5 separate regions of the Homo sapiens genome follow, and regions 1, 2, 4 and 5 are each linked to region 3. A link is a contact called in ENCODE Hi-C or POLR2A ChIA-PET data. All regions are on one chromosome and are shown on one strand. Each heading gives the region's core, a stretch centred on a gene start or an enhancer-like site at or near the end of the contact. The rest is flanking DNA. Distances are from core to core; before and after follow the strand shown. Region 1 holds the start of MPRIP (myosin phosphatase Rho interacting protein). Region 2 overlaps TOM1L2 (target of myb1 like 2 membrane trafficking protein). Region 3 holds the start of MED9 (mediator complex subunit 9). Region 4 overlaps MPRIP (myosin phosphatase Rho interacting protein). Region 5 holds the start of SREBF1 (sterol regulatory element binding transcription factor 1).

Region 1 (2,861 bases), core at 362-2,861, 430 kb after region 3:
CCAGTCGGCCATGTAAACAAGTCAAACCCTGGGTGCACTGAAGTGGCATTAAAAACAACCAGGCCCGTTCACTCGTTTTCAGTCTAAGGGGTTCTTCTGCGACAGGAGTGGCTACAACTAGGTCACACTGGACTGGAATGTGAAGGGACTTCCCCTGGCTTCATTCAGGAGGCTGAGAGAAAGCTCTGAAGAGGATGGAGATGATGGCCGTGGGGAGGGTACCGAGGCACATCCCAAGGAGGTGCACACAAGGCTCGGAATCCTGGAACACTAGGAGTTCAAACAGCAATCACTGCAGGGGTTCCCAAGGGCCATGGGGGCTGCAGCCAAGCCTCTTGGAGCCTTTCATCAATACAAATTCCCCATCTCCCCAGTCACTCCAGGGCGGGGGCCCCAGAACTCTGTGTTTAATGGCTATGACTCTAATGCACGTTTGGGAGTCATAACTAGTTCAAAGCCCTGTTTGACAGTTAAGGCTGGGAGACAGAAATCAACTTTCCCGAGGACCCACAGGTCTCCTCACCCCTCGGCCAGTGACCAGGGAACTGGTCCCAGCTCCCCGCTAAACTACGGCCTGCCAAACTAAGTTCAAGAACAAGACCCTCCTCGCCAGATTTGGACACCCCTTCACCTCTCTCCAGTGCTTGACAGTGACGATGATTCAGAATCGGGGCAGGCTGCGTCCCACTAGACGGAAGCCCACAGTCCTCCCCAACAATCCGACCCCTGGGCCACTCTGGCTGGACAAATCCAAGTCCAGTCCCAAGCCAGAATCTCAGGGGGGTCCCGTCAAGCGGCATGCAATCCCTAAGCGCTTTGTTCCTACTAAGCGAAACCAGGCACTTTTGAGTCACCCAAAAAGCATGAATCACACAGCCGGGCAATGGGAACGGGAAAGGATGTTATTTTTCGGCATACTCGAGGATTTTCCCTTTGTCCCAGCTCTGTCAATGCACTTCCCGTCCCCGTCCCCATGCCCCAGGACTCGCGCATTTCCCTGCTCCATTTTTATTTTCCCTGCAGCCCTTGGCGGCGCCCCGGCCGCCGACCCGCGGCTCCCAGAACGGAGGTGTCCGGGCCGGCCCCAGTCGCTCACCTGCGTCAGGTCCTCGTCGTTGAGCAGATGCGACTCGCGGGGCTTGAAGCAGTTCTGACACTTGCTCTTGTTGAAGATGTTGGCCTGGAATTTCCTGCACGGGTTCTCCTTGGCTGCCGACATGGTCGGCGCGGCGGCGACGGCGGCGGCGGCGGCGGCGCAGGCCTGGCCGGCCTGGCGCTCCCGGCGGGCTAGGGGCTCAGCGCGGCCGCGCCGCATCCCTCGCCGGCCCCGCCGCAGGCCCGGCCCGGCCTCCTTCCCGGCGGGCGGTTCGCTGCACGCGCCGAGGCTCCTGAGCCGCCCGGGCCTCACAGCGCGCGCGACGCCCAGCTCCCGCCCGCACCGCCGCCGCCCGGCCGCCGCGGGCCCATGGACGCGGCCTCGGGCCCGCTGCTTCCCGCTGCGGCCCGCCTCTCAGGCTCCGGTCGCCGCCGTCCCGGCTCGTCCGCGCCGCCGCAGCTGCCCTCGGCGCCCCGCGGCCGCTGCAAATGGGACCGGAGCGCCTCACGCACTACGGGGGCGGGCGGGCGGGCGGGCGGGCGGGCGGCCGGGCGCGGGGAGGTGCCGGGGCGTACGGGGCGGGGCCGCGCCCGACGCGATCGGCAGCCCCACCGGCCAATGGGGTTGGCGCGCTCTCGCTAACAAAGGAACCTCTGGGCCAATGGCAGTCGGGGGCGGGACCGAGGGCCGCCGAGCGCAAGGTAAGTTGTGCAGGCCGGGAAGGTGGGGGCGCCGGCATGGGACGTTCAGGTTTGGTGGACTGGCGCCGAGGCCGGCCGGGCTGACAGCTGCAGGGCCCGGGCGGGGGATGCGGGGGAAGGCGGAGCCGACCTCAGGCTGCCTCTCTGCAACCCCCTCGCTCCCAGGCTCGCCTTCCCGCGCCCACGCTGTACACCCAACGGAGGCATCTTCCCCAAGCCCAGCTCGGAGAGGATTAGTTTAGCACCTACTGTGTACCAGGCCCCCTCGTAGGAGTCAGTTAGCGTCGGGAAGGGCTGGATACTCCAAGGGCTCGCTCATTAAAGGTTCGCAACCTCTCCTTTCTCATCCCCATTTTACATAGGAGGAGACTGAGGAGCAGAGAAGTAACAGCGGGTAGTATTTCAAGGGATGACTAAGAGAAGATGTCAGCGGACTTGAAGAGCTGTCAGCTCCATTAGGGGAGATGAGCGAAGGCTGACTCTCTGCCAGGTGCTGAGCTAGGCATTCTTTCCCCCATGATGTGCTTGAGGAAATGAAGGGTCAGACACCTGGAGTAATTTGTGTAGGATCACTCTGCTAGGAAGGGGCCGAGCTGTCACTCCCGTCCTCCATTGTCCAGCCTCCTGGCCAAAAGACAACCTGGAAAAGGCTGTCAAAGGCTCAGGCAGAAGGTTGCAGGAGCCCAGAGAGGGGAGAAATGCGCTCTTTAGAAAAATTCGGGTGGCTTCAAGGAGGAGGGGAAGTTTAAGTGGACAGTGAGAGGGTTGAGTGTGGCTGGAAGTGGAGATAGGGGAAGAAGGAGCAAGAGGGATTGGAAGAGGGCTCTATCACCCAGGCCTTGTATTCCAAGCCCAGGCGTGCACATGTCATCCCACTGGCAGCTGGGAGTCATGGTGAGTCTTTAAACAGGGGGGTGAGCTAACCCAGCCTTCACGGAGGAGGTGACATTGGAGCATGTGGTAGTGGCAGCCACAGCAGCTGTCGCTCAGGGAATGGAGGAGGTTTTAGGAGGAGAAGTAGCAAATGCTTCCAGAGCTGTGTACTTTTCCACGGATCATCTGGT
Region 2 (2,700 bases), core at 195-2,694, 480 kb before region 3:
CTCGCTGAGGCACTTCTTAGTAATGGAAGACCTGTGTATTTTACTTTCTCTTTGGATTTGCCTTAGAACTACAGTGATGGATGGAGGAAAAGACGGAATTTAAACACATGCTAAATTGTCTAACTGACCAACTTGCTTTTAAGACATCACCAGCTGCTCTTTTAATCATTAATGAAGCATAAGCCTTGTAGTCTGGGAGGCATGTCAAAAATTCTGTTTCGGGTTTTGGTTTAAAATTGAGTGTAATGGAGAGAGACTGATTCTTTCATCTCAGAGAATTGGGCTGTCTTTGAGAGCTGGGGACAAGAACTGGGTCCTGTAATAGGACACTGTGGAGTTTTTTTTGCTGCTCCTCAAAGGAGAAATCACACAGATTTCTGGCACGTCATTAGTCGAAATAGGAAATGAGGCCTGAGAAATGATGTTGCTTGGGGTTTGAAAGCTGAATTTGCTAGTGGCTTCCAGAGAGCGAGAGTCTCCTATGCTAACTGTGGAAATTCTTAAACCAGCAATTCAAAGAATCAGAAGACTCTAGTTGAAAGGGTCTTAGTGGTATTTGGTCCAACCCTCTAATTTTTGCAGGTTGTGGAAACAAGGCCAGAGAGGGTGTCTGTGATGTATGACATTTCTGACAGCAAATGTGCAGGGATTTTTTTGTTGTTTTTGTCTTTTTTCTGATATCAAATGGATGTCCTACAATTGAATTCAGTTTTGACACTAACTACCTGGAGCTGGTGCGGACCCCAGAGGTTAAGGGCTCAGTCCCACAAGACTGCCCCCACTTCACATGCCAGTCACAAGTTCCTGGTTACCATCTGTACTTCCCATGACCGGCTATAAATTGGGGATTCCCGTGATGCCTTCCCCATGTTTGATCATATGCTTGAATGGCTCACAAAATTCAGGACAACACTTTACTTACATTTTCGTGACAAAGGATATAACTCAGCAACAGCCAAATGGAAGAGATTCATCGGGCAAGGTGTGGGGAAGGGGCAGAGAACTTCTGTGCCAGCCTCCCAGCACCTTTATGTGTTCAACTTGGAAGTTCTTTGAACCCCATCGTTTAGGGGTATTAATGGAGGTTTCATTATGTGGGCATGAGTGATTAAATCTGGCCATTGGTGAATAACTCAACCTCTAGTCCCTCTCCCCTTTCCGGAGGTAAGGTGGGATGAGGGTACGGCTAAAAGTTCCAACACTGAAATGTACCTTGGTCTTTCTGGCTAGGGAGCCCCAATCTCATTAGCATACAAAAGACACTTATCTCTCAGGAGATTCCAGGGGTTTTGGGTGAGGTGTGCCAGGAACCTGGACAAAGACCAAATATATATTTCTTACTGTATCACAGTAGGAGACTTGCCAAGGTCCCACAGTGACTCAGTTTTATGACTCTTACATGTCTTCCTATTTAGCTCACAGCCTCTTGCCAGTCATTTAGATATTTGTATATGGGCAGGGAGGGTAAGCATGGGGTAGTAAGTCTGTCATTTTAATGGAGTGGAAATTTTCAACTCAGCCTCATGAAGGTAAATACATTTTATTGTTTGAAAGTTAGTCTCCTGTTTTTGACTGGGCTTGGTTGGGGGTACTATTTAGCTCTAGATTTGATGGTTTAAATGAAATTAGCTCATAAAATCACCAATGGTCTTCTGTTTTATCTACTTTTTCTGGCACTGGTCCAGACCAGAGAAACCAATCCCAGGCTAGGACTGGGAAAGTCTGGGACTGTTCACTGCTCTGCTGCTGATTTGCTGTGAGACTTTGGGTGGGGCACATCCTGTCAGTTACTCATTTGAAGAGCATGGTTTGTTCGTTCGTTTGTTTTGAAGAACAGAGGTTGAACAAGCTTTCCAAGTTCATTTCAGACCTAAAGCTTAAGGCCCAAATCAAAGTGGCTTTTAGTTTTTCTTTTCTTTTTTTTTTTTTTGAGACAGAGTCTTGCTCTGTTGCCCAGGCTGGAGTGCAGTGGCACAATCTCGACTTACTGCAAGCTCCACCTCCTGGGTTCACACCATTCTCCTGCCTCAGCCTGCTGAATAGCTAGGACTACAGGCGCCCACCACCACGCCCGGCTAATTTTTTGTATTTTTAGTAGAGACGGGGTTTCACCGTGTTAGCCAGGATGGTCTTGATCTCCGGACCTCATGATCCGCCCACCTCGGCCTGGGATTACAGTCGTGAGCCACCACGCCTGGCCTAGTTTTTCTTAAGACTTACAGCTTTCCATAAGAGACTGTACATACCTATGAATCATATGTGTGTGTACGTGTGTGTGTGTATAGCCTGTGATATGTAAGTATATACACACATGTAAATACATGCACACAGGTAAATATATACATATACATATTTTATATATATTTTATATAAATATGTTATACTTTATATATATTTTGTGTAAATGTATATATATTTGCCTTCTAATGATTTTCACTGAGGTAGTTTACTTGTAGTAAAATGCATACATTTTGTTATAATTTTGACACATGCTTACATGTTGTCACCTTACCCCATCAAGATACGCACTGTCAACCTCACCCCAGAAAGCTCCCTCAGGTCCCTTCCCAGTTAATCCTCTCCTCCAACACACTGCAGAGGGAACCACTGATCTTTTATCTCTTCTAGAAGTTCATGAGTGGAGTCATACAGTATATGCTCTTTTGTGTTGAATCCCAGTGATATTTTGAAGAAGAATCA
Region 3 (2,756 bases), core at 44-2,543:
GTTGAGTAAGAGTTACAAGCCTAGGGGTTTACACCTAGTATCACGTGGATATACAGTGAAGTAACATAATGAAAATAATTTACAGCCTGGGCAACATGGTGAAACTCCATCTCTACAAAAAATACAAAAATTCGCTGGGTGCCATGGCTCATGCCTGTGGTTCCGGTTACTTGGGAGGATGAGGTGGGAGGATGGCTTGAGGCCAGGAGGTTGAGGCTGCAGTGAGCCGAGATCACGCCACTGTACTCCAGTCTGGGTGACAGAGCGAGACCCTCTCTCAAAAAAAATAATAATTTAGGCAAACATAAGGATCAGTGAGACTTTTGTGTTTTTGTTTTTGGTTTTTCCTCTACAGAGTCACTTTGAAAACTCAGGCTACCCTGAAGGCTGGCCAAAAGGATGACAACAATTATTTCCTTTGGTACTGTTAGAACAAAGTCAGTACAAGTGGGTCTAATCATCTGAGGCAACTTCTGTGTTTCTGCTTAGTCTAATGTTTCCCATCGCCACCACTCCCGTCTCAATCTTTTTGAATTGTGGGTTATTCCCAATCATGTCTTTTTTTCCTTCTATCTAAACCTTTGGGGGTGAAAAGTTGGCCCCTTTTACTGCGTCCATCCCGTAGCACTTGGCACAGGGAAGATGATGCTTATCTGTTGAGTTTGCTGAACTAAGGAACTAAAGTGAGTATTACCAACATTAAAGGTGAGAAAACTGAGGCTTAAAGAGATTTAATTTGCTCAAGATCGCTGGGATGAACATTTGAGCCGCTGGACAAGAGTCTGCATTTAGTCTCTAAGCTGGCTTCATTCTTAAGGATATCGCACCTCTCGAGGCTCAAATCGTTTGCTTAACTCATGGAATGTCTCTGTGGTCTTGGGAAAGGCCTCTTCCCGCTCTGGGTCTGAGTTTCCCCATCTGTGAAACGGGGGCGTGCCCCAGAGCGCCAAGGCCTCTTGCAGCTCTGAAACGGCTGAGAGGAGAAGCTGGAGGGAGTATGGGGCCTGGTCCTCTCCTAGGTTCTTACCATTTGATGATGTTGTGAACCAAAGGTAAAAAGGAGTAGTTCTCTTCCTCCCTCGCGCGGGCAGGTGACTGAGGCCGTGGCGCCGGCGACTGCTGCGGTTGAGGCGCAGGGACCGGCGGCGGCTGAGGAGGCGGCAGCGGCTTGGTGTCAGGCAGCGGCTGGTCGGACGTTGGCGGCAATACATCCTCCGCCTGTCGCCCGGCTGCCACCCCAGCAGAGGCCATGGCTCCGGGGGTAGGTTAGCCAGAGGTCGGGTCGCCAAAAGCGTCGCGCACTCTACACGTCACCACCGCGCGCCCTGCAGGGGCGGGGTGTGGAGGAAGGCTCTGAGCGTGCGCACTGGGCAGTCGGCGGGAAAAGGCGCGGAGGCGGGGGTGGGGAGGCTGTTGCTAGGCAACGGGCCGTGGGTGGGTCTGGGGTGCCTGGATTTGGATTGTGAGTCAAGATTGCTAAATTATTAAATAGTGAGAAATAGGGGTTTATTTCAGAAATAACAATCTTTTTTTTTTTTTTGAGACGGAATTTCGCTCTTGTTGCCCAGGCTGGAGTGCAGTGGCGCGATCTCGGCTCACCGCAACCTCCGCCTCCCGGGTTCAAGCGATTCTCCTGCCTCAGCCTCCCTAGTAGCTGGGATTACAGGCATGCACCACCACGCCCGGCTAATTTTATATTTTTAGTAGAGACGGGGTTTCTCCATGTTGATCAGGCTGGTCTCGAACTCCCCACCTCAGGTGATCCGCCCGTCTCGGCCTCCCAAAGTGCTGGGATTACAGGCGTGAGCCACTGCACCCGGCCAGAAATAACAATCTTCTTATTCCTATTCACACGATGAAGAGGGCCCCAAAGCCACAAACACAGGAAGCCTTGAGATTAGTAAGGTGCAGCCTGGCCCAGTGCACCCAAGTCTGGAGAGGAGCCACTGGACCTGTGGGAGGCGTAGACAGCACTTACCTGCTGGGTGAGGCACCAAACCCGGCCCAGCCCACAGTGCAAGACATCGAGACCTCGAGTTTAGCCCTAAGGACGCAGAGGCAAAGGGATTGCGGTCCCTTCAATGCTGCAAGGTTGCTTAGAAAGAGTCTAATAATTCAACTCAACACACATTTAGTATGCACCTGCTGGATGGCCACCTGTATGTGTGGTTGCAGGCAGGCTGTCCTTGCTTTCAGTACAAGGTAGAGGGGATTGGTGCCAGGAGTAAATATCATATCCTGGAAGAACGACAAGGTCAGGTACTCTCCATACCTTCGGGCCAGTTCCCCAAGCCCCTAGGTCCCAGTTTCCTCACCCCTAAAATCATATTTAGTTCAGATTCATGGCACAGCCTAAACTGCATTCTAACTTCACATGCGTGGCTGACCCCAAAAGGTCTTGTTGGCATGAGGACTCCCTAGGATCATAGGCCAAAGATGGGTTTATGGTTATGCTTCTCAAAACAAGTTTGATATGAGGGCTGTGTAGTAATTTTCCGGGCAATGGGGACACCCACCCCAAGCTTAGCTAGTGAGTAGAAGACATGAGTGGGGAAAGCTGTCAACTGGTGAGCCCATTCTGCTGTAATCCACCATCATGGGCAGTACAGAGAGGCGAGGAGGTCCACATCCACATAGCATGATGAACAGGAGCCTTAAGAGCAAGGTGGCCAGGGAAAGGATCAATGCTGATATTTTCAGGCACATTGGGAGGGCTGTGCGGAGGCAGATCCTTGGGGAGTAGGACCATAGATGGA
Region 4 (2,700 bases), core at 78-2,577, 290 kb after region 3:
CTCAGCCCTGCTGACTCCCTGTGGCTTACCCTTGCCAGAGCTGGTGCAGGTACAGGCTTTACTGAGAAACTGGAAGCTGAAGGGATGGGCTCTAGCTCAGGGTCTGCCTGATTCTACCAGTTTCAACCAAAAACCTGAGCAACGTGAAACTGCAGGCTGTACCCCATCTACTGGGAAGTCGCCAGCTTAGGCTCAGGCACACTCTGGCACTGTCCTGGAGACTCTGGTGTGATAGACTGGGGACTGAGCATGGGCTGGTCAGCTTGAGGCTCCCTCCAAAGCTCAAGGGAAGGGGGAGCTCCACTGTCCCCCACCCCACCCAGCTCTACCCAGAACAGACCTGCTTGTTTGCTATATTCTGGAGCTATGTGTCTGTGTAAATAAATAAACAATGTGATTTTTAAATACAGGGTTCTGCTGCTAAGCATTTTAAAACTCACTGGTCCAGGCCGGGCGCGGTGGCTCACGCCTGTAATCCCAGCACTTTGGGAGGCCGAGGCGGGCAGATCACGATGTCAGGAGATCGAGACCATCCTGGCTAACACAGTGAAACCCCGTCTCTACTAAAAAATACAAAAAATTAGCTGGGCGTGGTGGCAGGCGCCTGTAGTCCCAGCTACATGGGAGGCTGAGGCAGGAGAATGGCGTGAACCCGGGAGGCGGAGCTTGCAGTGAGCAGAGATCGCGCCACTGCACTCTAGCCTGGGCGACAGAGCGAGACTCCGTCTCAAAACAAACAAACAACCTCACTGGTCCAGGTGAGCCTCACCTCAAGCAGTTGTCACAGCTTGATAATTGTGTGTTTCTGAGAGGGTTTCTTTGGAAGCCTGCCACAGAGAGTGGCTGGGGGAATGGGGGGAAAATCCATCTCCCATTCTGAGCCCAGATGTACCTCAACACCCATGCCTGCTTCCAGGTGCCCTTGGGGGGTCCCTCCCCACAGAGTGCAGGGTTCTCACAGCAGTCAGTCTTGCAGAGGACCTGGGTAGACATCTGGTCACCATTGAAGGGGCTGGGGCCAAGCCAGGCAGGCAGCCCTGAGCCTAAGTGCTACTCAGAGGCAGGCCCCGGAGCATGGCTGGGGGATGTCACTGACATCCCGGTTCCTGCTTGTTGGGGACTTTCTGTCAGGACTGTAGTGAGTTTGATCACTCCTAAGGCCTGGGTTTGCTCCTTGCAGGCACTGCGTCAGAAGCCCCAGATTCCTGCTACAGCAGGCCCAGGGGAGGGGAGCGCCCTGACAGCCACAGCACCCAGCATGCTCGCTACTGGCTCCTGCCCCAGTGACAAAGGGCAGAGCTCAGGCTCAGGTGATGCTGGGCTTGCTACAATTCCAAGGGTGGGAAGTAAGTGAAATCCCCTACGTTATTCCCACACTGGCTGCAGGAGGCTGTTTCTCTCTCTACGTCCTCTGGATTCTCTCCCGGTGGCTGCTCAGCCCAAGGCTCAGCCAGCTCCCTCTGGGGTTCATCTCCCCCTAGGCTGTTGTCTCCACTGAGTGCCTCCTGTAGCCCCACATACTGAGCTGACCACAGACACGGGGGCCCCTTAAGAACCCCGAGGGAAGCATTCTCTGGTCTCAATCCCAGAAAAGGCTGTGCTGCTCCTAAGCAACTTGCTGTCTTTGATTTTGTAGCAGCTGAGACTTGCGGTCCTTTCGAGCGAGGCAGGACAGAAAAACAGAACAGAACAAAAGACACAGATCAGTGCACATCAGATGCCACATCAAAAAACACCACTGAGAAGTACGGTTTCTGGGCAACTGCATTTCCATCTTCTTGAAGGGTTGGGTGGAGTCTTCAGATACAGTTGAGGAAAAGGATGACACCCACCCATGCCTGTGCCTCCTAATGTCTCCTGGGAGCGCGAACACGGCCCCATCCTGCCCTGTTGCACCACAGACATCTAGGAAGTCCTCGACTTTCTGCTGGGGCCAGCAGGACTAGCCCTGCACTCCAAGGATTTTTATTACGGAAACCCAGCCAAGCCAAACATCAACTTAAAAACACATAAGGAGGAGGACCCCATCCTGGGGTTTCTCTCCATCCTTTTCAGTCTGCCCTGGGGCCCAGACAGTCTGCTCCCTCATCCCTGCTCTGGCTGGTTCCCAGCCACTGTGAGAGGCCCCCACCCACTCACTGCACAGAGTTACTGTCAGGGGCCCGTGGGTGTTGCACAGCCTCCCTGGAAGGGTCCTGTCAGTGACAGCCGGTCCCATGTCACTTATAGACATGGTCCAAAAGCCCAAATCACTAATAGTGAACTTCAAACTCCTTCAAGAAAAGCTCAAAGATACTAGCTACAGTTTAGCCTCAAATAAGTAGTAGAATCTTCAGTAAGAAAACCGTGAACCAAAAAAGAACAAGTTTCCTTTTGCTAAACAAAACGTTATGTTTAAAGAAAAATGCCCAAGCTAAGTTTTCAATCAAGCCTAAACCATATTTGGGTATAGGGGACTTAGAACTGTAGAAAAATAAAACCAAACTGACTAGGCTTAAAACCTTCAACTCTTTAACCAAGCCTCAGGATGAAGTCCTTCGGACGGCGGGGTGCTGTGGGTGTGCCTGAGAAAGGGCCAGCATGGGGAGGAAGACGTGGTTCTTGCTTTCCTCCATGTTCTCATTCCGGGATGAACGAGATCAAGCTACTGAGCCGGCAACTACTCATTCTCAGGGTGTCTCCCACCATGGGCCCTCCCCC
Region 5 (2,700 bases), core at 84-2,583, 360 kb before region 3:
CGCAGCCACTTCTGGGAGAGGAACAAAGGGAGCTGGATGTCCAGGCTGAGCCCCAGGGACTTGGGCTCTGTGGCTTCTCTCCCCCACACACCCCTTCTAAAATGCATCATGAATGTTACTCCTGCTTAGGGCGTGGCCAGATAGGCTATATCTGGAGTTTGAGCAAGGCAGTCTGCAGGATGGCTTGACTTATGAAGGTCTGGGGTCGGGAAGGCCTGAGGCCCAGGCCCCTGATGAGTTTCCTGGACTGCCCTCCACCAAGGGTGCTTCTCTCTGCTTGCATACCTCTGGGGACAGGGAGCTCACTGCCTTATCACATTCAGATTCCTGAATGTTAATTCTGGTTTATTTCAACCCACCTCATTGGGACCCCTTCCCTCCTTCCTGCCCCACCTGGCTCTGTCCCTAGGCCACAGAACCAGGTTCGGTTTCCAGCCCTCTTCTCAACAGGGCTGCCTGCTCTGATCTAGTCCCAGCTTGTGATGATCCAGGGCAGCCTGGCTCTGATCTAAAGCACAGCTACCTCTTCCTTGCGGCCCCTATCCTGGCTGCTCCTGGGAATAAGTGCCAAATCTGGGGTCAGACAGCCCTGGGGCCAGTCTTCCTTGGGTACTGGCTTCCTCCTTCAGGAGCTGCACTGGGCCCACTGGTATCCTATCCCTACAGCTGGATCTGGGAGGAAACCAGATGACGAAATTCCAGCCTCTTTCTTTGGCCACTCCTGTCCTCAAGAGGCCAATCTTCTGGTTTCTTTGCAGAGAGGGGGCAGGCTGATCTCACAGGTCATGCTCCCCTCCACATTGTCACTAGCCTCCCAGCCTGCCCGTGAGAAAGCATCATTAGGCCCATGTTACAAATGAGGAAAATTGAGGCAGAGTGATGTAACTGGCCCAGCAGTTACATCAGGCCTGCTCACAACACAGCAGGCCTGGGACCCCTATAACTTGGATCCTGGTCTGTCTTGTTCTAAAGAGTCAAATCTAGGAAATGAGGAAATGAAGTTTGGGATGGGCCCAGGCCTGGGGCTTCCACTCGGCTTCCTTGCTTGGTGCTGGAGAAACAGAGGCCCAGAGAGGGGGCTCGGCTTGCCCGCGTTCCCGCAGCAGCCGGCCAGAGGCCGCTGCCATTGTGCGCGAGGCTGGATAAAATGAATGACTGGAGGGCGCTCTGGAGGAGGGGCCGGCTGAGGGGAGATTTGTGGCGCAGACCGGGGATCAGGGGTCCCCCGCTCTCTCAAGGTGGGGCGGGGCCGTCTATCTGGGAGGGCGGGTCCTCCCCGAAAGGCCCCGCCTCCGCCTCGACCGCCCAGCAGAGCTGCGGCCGGGGGAACCCAGTTTCCGAGGAACTTTTCGCCGGCGCCGGGCCGCCTCTGAGGCCAGGGCAGGACACGAACGCGCGGAGCGGCGGCGGCGACTGAGAGCCGGGGCCGCGGCGGCGCTCCCTAGGAAGGGCCGTACGAGGCGGCGGGCCCGGCGGGCCTCCCGGAGGAGGCGGCTGCGCCATGGACGAGCCACCCTTCAGCGAGGCGGCTTTGGAGCAGGCGCTGGGCGAGCCGTGCGATCTGGACGCGGCGCTGCTGACCGACATCGAAGGTGCGTCAGGGCGGGCAGGGCTTGAAGCTGCGCCGGGTGGCGCGAGTAGGGGGCGCGCAGGTGTCTCCCTGGCCTTTGTCTCCCCCACGGGCGCCAGCTCCGTGCTGTGCTCGCGCGGGACTTCCCGGTGTCTCTGAGCTCGGTGTCCCGAGCCTCACCGAGCCTCCCTGGTTCCCGCGCTAGCGTCTCGGGCCGCGCGCTTGTGGGTGAGGGCTCCTGGGCCGGGCCGGGGTCCCTTGGCGGCTCCGGGCCGGGACACGTGCGCCTCTACGCGTCCCAGGCCGGGTGCCGCCCGACCGGTGACTCTCCAGCCCTGTGATGGCCACGGCTGAAGCTGGGGACCCAGGCGTCGCCGAAGCTCCGCCCCAGCCCCAGCCGTGACGTAATTGCGAGGTTACTCACGGTCATTCCCTCCGGCCCGAGAGTTCAGCTCGGCGTCGGAGCTCTTGCGCATGCGCATGGGCGCTGCCTCGCGCCCTTCCCCCGCCTCGTGTCGGGTTCTCCCGGTCTGCGACGGGCACAGCCTCCGCACTCATTCACTGACATCCACCGAATGCCAGGCCCCGTCTTAGGCACCGAGGGTTTACAGACAGACCTGGGTACCCCCTCTTTTAGGGAACACAAAAATCTCCCGGGAAACCAAACGGGTATTTAGTTGTACCTTGGGTGGAGCGAGGCTGGGGGAGGGCAGGGATGTGGCTACTTTGGGTAGAGCGGTCAGGGACTTCTAAGCTGAGACCTGAGGGTCACCCCCAGGACCAGCAAGGAAAGATGTTTTCCAGGCCACGGCAAGGGAAGGGCAAAGGCCTCGAGGCAGGGCCTAAGTGTGAGGAGTTAGAGGCTTGCAAAGGAGTGAGGTCAGGGAGGAGGAGGACGCAAACCGACTTGGTCGGCCAGGGAAAGGGCGGAGCAGAACAGTGGCACCGGCTTCCATCTTTGGAGCATCACCCTGGCTGTGATGAGAAGGGGTTTGGGGCCAATGGTGGCACCAAGTGCCAATTAGGAGGCCCGTTGCTTCCATTTTGTAGATAGAGCAAACGGAAGCCCCTAGCAAATTGCCTGCATGGTTTCTGTGCAGGAGTTTTAGCAGCACTAGCTAAGTTGCACT

The links. Hi-C counts contacts between places; a loop is a spot of excess contacts on that map. ChIA-PET counts read pairs that join two places held with the same protein, here RNA polymerase II (POLR2A). Pooled maps may share reads with other maps.
Region 1: a loop to region 3 is called in a map of naive thymus-derived CD4-positive, alpha-beta T cell, with 6 times the contacts of the local background. The contact joins the promoter of MPRIP here to the promoter of MED9 in region 3. A Hi-C loop is called at or near these places in 2 of 168 maps with a recorded cell type or tissue (both naive thymus-derived CD4-positive, alpha-beta T cell), 1 of 37 single-sample maps with no recorded cell type and 9 of 50 pooled maps. POLR2A ChIA-PET finds 5 or more read pairs at or near these places in 1 of 52 experiments (T-cell).
Region 2: a pooled map shows a loop between it and region 3 (7-fold over the local background). The contact joins the enhancer-like site here to the promoter of MED9 in region 3. A Hi-C loop is called at or near these places in 6 of 50 pooled maps. POLR2A ChIA-PET finds 5 or more read pairs at or near these places in 2 of 52 experiments (HEK293 and activated CD4-positive, alpha-beta T cell).
Region 4: a loop to region 3 is called in a pooled map, with 2.0 times the contacts of the local background. The contact joins the enhancer-like site here to the promoter of MED9 in region 3. A Hi-C loop is called at or near these places in 1 of 37 single-sample maps with no recorded cell type and 1 of 50 pooled maps. POLR2A ChIA-PET finds 5 or more read pairs at or near these places in 2 of 52 experiments (activated T-cell and activated naive CD4-positive, alpha-beta T cell).
Region 5: a loop to region 3 is called in a pooled map, with 4 times the contacts of the local background. The contact joins the promoter of SREBF1 here to the promoter of MED9 in region 3. A Hi-C loop is called at or near these places in 1 of 37 single-sample maps with no recorded cell type and 8 of 50 pooled maps. POLR2A ChIA-PET finds 5 or more read pairs at or near these places in 2 of 52 experiments (activated CD4-positive, alpha-beta T cell and activated CD8-positive, alpha-beta memory T cell).

The regions. Positions count from the first base shown.
Region 1 is chr17:17,041,207-17,044,067 of GRCh38, reverse strand. It overlaps MPRIP (myosin phosphatase Rho interacting protein), which reads right to left and starts at 1,611. Exons shown (of 24, transcript NM_001364716.4): 1 at 1,097-1,611. The coding sequence starts at 1,219. LOC124903938 (a long non-coding RNA gene) reads left to right here and starts at 1,743. Exons shown (of 3, transcript XR_007065644.1): 1 at 1,743-1,797; 2 at 2,160-2,287. RefSeq lists an enhancer at 1-924 and a silencer at 1,587-2,046.
Region 2 is chr17:17,957,320-17,960,019 of GRCh38, reverse strand. The region is part of intron 1 of TOM1L2 (target of myb1 like 2 membrane trafficking protein); the gene reads left to right. Among named protein-coding and RNA genes, the nearest start is that of TOM1L2, 14 kb to the left of the region's middle. RefSeq lists a silencer at 1,677-1,726. Within about 2 kb of position 1,444, at least 22 of the 41 ENCODE cell types and tissues checked have a DNase peak (open chromatin) inside an H3K27ac peak, as active enhancers do.
Region 3 is chr17:17,475,537-17,478,292 of GRCh38, reverse strand. It overlaps MED9 (mediator complex subunit 9), which reads right to left and starts at 1,293. Exons shown (of 2, transcript NM_018019.3): 1 at 1,028-1,293. The coding sequence starts at 1,251. RefSeq lists an enhancer at 1,190-1,289.
Region 4 is chr17:17,181,263-17,183,962 of GRCh38, reverse strand. The region is part of intron 23 of MPRIP (myosin phosphatase Rho interacting protein); the gene reads right to left. Among named protein-coding and RNA genes, the nearest start is that of PLD6, 24 kb to the left of the region's middle. Within about 2 kb of position 1,327, at least 6 of the 41 ENCODE cell types and tissues checked have a DNase peak (open chromatin) inside an H3K27ac peak, as active enhancers do.
Region 5 is chr17:17,835,619-17,838,318 of GRCh38, reverse strand. It overlaps SREBF1 (sterol regulatory element binding transcription factor 1), which reads left to right and starts at 1,333. Exons shown (of 19, transcript NM_004176.5): 1 at 1,333-1,592. The coding sequence starts at 1,502. RefSeq lists enhancers at 1-653, 654-1,556, 1,557-2,458 and silencers at 1,325-1,484, 1,675-1,954.